Regions from separate parts of the Homo sapiens genome. Here region 1 is linked to region 2. The links are chromatin loops, found by intact Hi-C in ENCODE. Cell type or tissue: chondrocyte. All regions are shown on one strand. Each heading gives the region's core, and the rest is flanking DNA. Links, peaks and the distances in the headings are about the cores only. Region 1 overlaps IL4R (interleukin 4 receptor). Region 2 has its middle 3.7 kb from the start of IL21R-AS1.

Evidence for each region. A loop is a pair of places that touch in the nucleus more often than their neighbours do. Peaks named below come from ENCODE experiments on the same cell type or tissue, not always from the same donor. Only the 100,000 strongest peaks of a DNase experiment are listed, where the experiment ranks them.
Region 1: a loop joins it to region 2, with 2.6 times the contacts of the local background. A loop is called at or near these places in 10 of 110 quality-filtered maps.

What each region holds. Positions count from the first base shown.
Region 1 is chr16:27,325,500-27,328,406 of GRCh38, reverse strand. All of the region lies in intron 1 of IL4R (interleukin 4 receptor), which reads right to left. Among named protein-coding and RNA genes, the nearest start is that of IL4R, 13 kb to the right of the region's middle. RefSeq lists an enhancer at 275-939. In chondrocyte, for the core only: CTCF peaks have their summits at 933 and 1,135; DNase peaks (open chromatin) are centred at 916, 1,116 and 1,426.
Region 2 is chr16:27,455,707-27,458,568 of GRCh38, reverse strand. No RefSeq gene overlaps it. Among named protein-coding and RNA genes, the nearest start is that of IL21R-AS1, 3.7 kb to the right of the region's middle. RefSeq lists an enhancer at 1,468-1,517. In chondrocyte, for the core only: CTCF peaks have their summits at 1,028 and 1,270 (motif pointing right); no DNase peak of the experiment used is centred there.

The DNA of each region.
Region 1 (2,907 bases), core at 101-2,600, 130 kb after region 2:
GATGGTGGGTGCCTGTATTCCCAGCTACTCGGGAGGCTGAGAGGCTGAGGCAGGAGAATCGCTTGAACCCAAGAGGCAGAGGCTGCAATGAGTTGAGATCACACCATTGCACTCCAGCCCGGGCAATAGAGCAAAGTTCTGTCTCAAAAAAAAAAAAATTCAGCAATAATAAATTCAACAATCTTTTTTTTTTTTTTTTTTGAGATGGAGCCTAGCTTTGTCACCAGTCTGGAGTGCAGTGGCACGATATCAGCTCACTGCAACCTCCGCGTGGGTTCAAGTGATTCTCCTGCCTCAGCCTCCTGAGTAGCTGGGACTACAGGAGCACGCCATCACACCTGGCTAATTTTTGTATTTTTAGTAGAAACGGGATTTCACCATGTTGGCCAGGATGGTCTCGATCTCTTGACCTCCTGATCCGCCTGCCTCAGCCTCCCATAGTGCTGGGATTACAGGCATGAGCTACCGCACCTGGCCTCAATAATCATTTTTAAACATGAACCAGGTCCCAAGCTTTTGTCCATAGTTAACTGTATATGCAGTACTTATTTTGTGCCTGGCCCTGTTCTAAGTACTTACAATATATTAATCAATTTGGTTCTCCCAACGACCCTATGAGGTAGGTGCCATTAACATTCCCATTTTACTGATGAGAAGACTGAGGCACAAAAAGGCTAGAGCACTTGCTGGTGGTCACAGAACCATAACCTAGGCATTGTCACTCCAAAATCCACGTGTTTAAGGACTGTGGTTGCTGACCCTTGAAATGCAGTCCCCAAAACCCTGGAACTTTGTCCGGGGAGCCCCACTGGCCTGAGACCCATTGGCCTGAGACCCAGAGACAGCAAGTGACAAGGCCAAGGTCACAGAGTTAGGAAGCAGCAAAGTCAGTGAAGGCCGCAGCCAGGAAATGAGCAGAAGCATGGGCCTGGGAAAACACGCCCGCCACCAGGAGAACACACTTGACTCACTTTTTTTAAAAAACTCGGGGGAGATTAAGTGATTAAGCCTTGAAATGTCAGAAGCCAGCAGCAGCCTGGAAGCGACCCAGCAGGACTCTTCCCGAACCCACAGCGGGTGGCAGGGGGGCAGGGGGCGGAGGACTGGGGGCGCACAGGGGGCGGTACAGGCCTTCTGCTCTTCTTCCCTCTGGGCAGGAAACCTGGCTTGGAGGAGGGGCTGGTTCTGCAGACAGGATGCAAGCACCTCTGTGACAGGTGGCATGTGGAGAGGAATCCAGGGACAGCAGGGGCCTCGGGTGGGGGCTGGGGCTTTGGAGCCGCTGACCCCTGAAACTCCACGACAGAAACTGGCCTGAAACCTCAGCTCCTGTGGCGCAATCAGTTAGTCATGCTACTTATAAGAAACCAGCCCAGAGCTTCCTCTGGCTTCTGGGACAGCTGGGCTGGGCTGGCAGGAAGCTAGGCATGCACTTCTTCCTGGGACAGTAACCTACCTAGAACTGGGGTTTCCAGAAATGGCAGCCACGTCGGTGGCCCCACTGGGATAGTAAGGCAGGCCAGGCCAGGGCCCCAGAATGGCCCGGGATCTGCCTGGTTGGCTCCGTCCCCAGCCCAGCCAGTGGGAGGGAGGGGAGGCAACAGACTGGCTCTGCAGCCACCAGGAACACAAATCGGCCCCCTCCACCAACAGCACCCACCAGCCTCCCTGTGGGCCTGCTGTGGCTCAACCATCCTCACCCACTTGCTCAAGTACCTCACTTATTCTCCTTCTCTTTTTTGCTTTAGAGACAGGGTCTCATTCTGTGGCTAGAATGCAGTCGCACCGTCACGGCTCAGTGCAGCCTTGAACTCCTGGGCTCAAGTGATCCTCCTGCCTTAGCCTCCCAAGTAGTTGTGACTACAGGCACACACCACCATGCTCGAATAATTTTTAAATTTTTGTAGAGATGGGGATCTCTCTCTGTGGCCCAAGCTGGAGTGCTATGGCACAATCATAGCTCACTGCAACCTCAAACTCCTGGCCTCAAGCAAACCTCCTGCCTCGGCCTTCCAACATGCTACAGGCATGAGCTGCCGTGTCCAGCCATCTCCTCATTTATTCTTGCTGTGGGTGTTTTCCAAGTACTGCCTATGTGCTGGCTATTACAGATGCAAACAGGCCATTCATTCATTCATTCCTTTCTTCTTTTAACAAATATTTGAGCAAGGAAGAAGTTGCCAGAGCGTTTTGAGCAAAGAAGTGACATGATGAGACTTTAAAAAAGACCTCTCTTGCTTGGGTGGTGGGGGCACGGGTAGAAGTGGGTAGCAGTGAGGAGGCTACCACACTGGCCCCAGAGAGAGGTGCCAGGGCTCACACCAGGCTGCGGAGATGGGGAGGTTGAGAAGGGGCTGAATTCTAGATCTGTGTTGAAGACAGAGCCCACAGGATTTGCTGACAGGATGGATGCTGTGGGGCGGGAGAGAGAACAGGAAGGCTAATAGGAGTCAAGAATGATTCCACAGCCATTGGCCTTTTCCAAGATGGCGGCCTGTGGGGGTAGCCCGTGTGACAAGCCAGCCTGCTGGGCAAGCTGCAGGACTTCAGATTAGCAGAGGAGGCTGTTAGCAGGCGCTCAGGGAAGACCCTCCCTCATCCTAGAGGGTCAGGTTTCTTTATCGGGGATGCACCAGAGTTCTCTCGGGGAGGGGCCCGACATACAGCAGGCACTCAATAAGTGAGCATGTGTATTTTATTTTATTCTTATTTTAACAGGTATACAGTGTTTCCTTGGTGCCAGACACTGGCCTAGGTGCTTTAAGCCCTCCCTATGAGATAAGTATAATTATTAAACCCATTTTATGATTCTGAAGGTTCTTTTTTTTTTTTTGAGACAGAGTCTCACTGTGTAGTCCAGGCTGGAGTGCAATGGTGGGATCTCAGTTCACTGCAACCTCTGTCTCC
Region 2 (2,862 bases), core at 1-2,500:
TACATGAATGCATTGTCTGTTAAATACAACATTTCAAATCTGGCTAAAGCCTGTGGGCCCCTCTCCTTCAGGGCCCCTCCCACTTTCCCTCTTCCCATTTCCATCCATATCTGTCTGTGCACGCCCTGGGAAGCCCGGGCCTGTAACATAAAACACGCCCTCAGCACGGCTCACTCACCGACCCCCTGGCACATCTGCATCAGCATGCCTATTATGGGAGTGTTTTGAGGAAGTAGCCAAAGCTTTAGTGGAAAACCACCCAGGAAAGCTTCACCAGAGAGTCCTTCTCCACTACAGCAATGCCCCTGCTCACTCCTCATCAAACAAGGGCAATTTTGCAAGCGTTTCCATGACAAATTATTAGGCACTCACCTTATAGTCCTGATATGGCTCCTTCTGACTTCTTTTTGTTTCCTAAAAAAGAAAAAAAAAACTTTAAAGGGCACTTTTCTTCAGTTAATAATGTAAAAAGATGGCATTGCCATGGTAAAATTCCCAGGACCCTCAGTTTTTCAGGGAGGGGCTGAATGGCTGGTCTCATCGCCCACCAAAGTGTCTTGACCTTGATGGAACTTATGTTGAGAAAGACAGTTTGTTTCTTATTTTTAATCTTTGAATTCATTTTCCATGAACTTTTTTTTTTTCTTTTTCTTTTTCTTTTCTTTTTTTTTTTTTTGAGACAGGGTTTCGCTCTTGTTGCCCAGGCTGGAGTGCAATTGCGTGATCTGGACTCACTGCAACCTCCGTCTCCCGAGTTCCAGCGATTCTCCTGCCTCAGATTCCGAGTAGCTGGGATTACAGGCATGCGCAACGACGCCCGGCTAATTTTGTATTTTTAGTAGAGACGGGGTTTCTCCATGTTGGTGGTGTGAGCCACCGCGCCCGGCCTCCACAAACGTTTTGAAGTCGCGAATGTGTGTATCTGTGCACATACATGCTGTGTATGTATGTATTTGTGTGTGGGCATGTGTGTGTGTGAGTGTGCATGTATGTGCCTGCGTGGAGTCTCCCTCCTTACCTCCAATGCCCAACGCAGGTCCATCCACCCAAAGGGTAGAAGTCAGCCTTTGTTGAATTAAGCAAACCCCTGCCAGTTCACCCTGTCCTCATCGCCCGTATTCTCTACCGCAGAGGGCTGCTGTGGTGATTGTCCAGGGTCCCCTTTATAAGCGCCAGGCAGATGCACTTCTGTGGCCCTTTCCCCCTGGACAGCAGAGCGAGCGGGCACTGCCTTCAGCCGACACCTGCATATTGCAGTGCTTACCAGCAGGTGGCAGCAGCCACCCAAGCGTCTCTGTTTCCCATTACTTCGCCTTGGTTTCCAAATGTCAGGTGCTCTTGGTCCATACAGGCTCCAGGGTGAGGCCAGTAAGAACTGACTGGGGCAGGGCATGACTTATCCATAAAATGGATGATATCCTAGCAACAAGATTTCCTGAGCATCTGCCAGATGCCAGACACTGTTCTGGGCACATTACACACATTAACTTCTGGCCCCACAATAGCCCTAAGACGTCTGCCTGATCAGTATACTCATTTCATAGATGAGGAAGCTGAGGTGCAGGAGGTAAAATCATGTCCACAGGGCTGGAGGCTGGAAAGCGGATCTGCTGGTATTCCCAGTCTGCCAGCCTCAGGGACCTCCCCATCACACCGCCTTCCAGGGATGGGATTTGTTTTGGGGTGGGGGGGGAGCCAGCATTGTGCTGGGAGACTCCCTAAAGAGTAGGATGAAAGGGTTTCTTATCTGGGGTCATCAATTTTTTTTTTTTCTTTGAGACAGAGTCTCACTCTGTCGCCCAGGCTGGAGTGTAGTGGTGCGATCTCGGCTCACTGCAACCTCCGGCTCCTGGATTCAAGTGATTCTCCTGCCTCAGCCTCCAGAGTAGCTGGGATTACAGGCGCCCACCACCACACCTAGCTAATTTTTGTATTTTTAGTAGAGACGGGGTTTTGCCACGTTGGCCAGGCAGGTCTCGAACTCCTGCCCTCAGGTGATCCACCCACCTCGGCCTCCCAAAGTGCTGGGATTACAGGCATGAGCCACCACGCCTGGCCTGGGGCCATCGATTTTTGAAAGAACCTTCACATTTGTCACCCTTAGACACAGGGGGAAGACCTATGATTGCCCCATGGTCTGAGCAATGAAGGAAGGGCTCTTGCTCTCATTACAGACTCCCCAGGAGGCGGCCTGTTTTCATCTCCACACCTCATTCTGTGCCCTTTCTAGGTCTGGGGCAGATGGTTGCCTCCTCTCTCCATACTGCTTTGCCAGTCACTGCTCTACCATTGATTGATTCATTCATTCATTCACTTATTCAATATTTTTTAGCACCTGCTCTATACCAGGCACTATTCTAGGCTCTGAGACCCAGCGGAGAATTAGATCCCTGCTGTAGTGGCGATAGACAGTAAATATGATGGATAAATAACACAAATGTATGAGAAGGTATAATAAGTGTGATGGAAAAAACAAAACCAGGCAGTGGGGTGTTGCACTTTGAATAAAGGACCCAACCCAGAGTGGAGAAGGTGACGTCCGAGCAGACTTGACTCCATCCTCTCATCTTACACGAATGCGTGGGTGTTTCCTGATGGCAGACAAGTCCTCTCCTTGTTCTTTCCTGTCGAGAGTTTAAAGGAAGCGCCTGCTTTCTTTCCTGTCGAGAGTTTAAAGGAAGCGCCTGCTTCCTTTACTGTCAGTGGAATGGGCTCCTGGGAGGGGCAGTGCACGTGCTCACTGCTCCATCTTCCACCGGAAGTCCCCTTCTTGGGTTCCACCGGTGCCCTGGGACTGGGTGGGCTGTGCAGGGTTGTGCCATACCATGGGGCCAGCAGCCGGGCTCAGGCAAACAACATCCC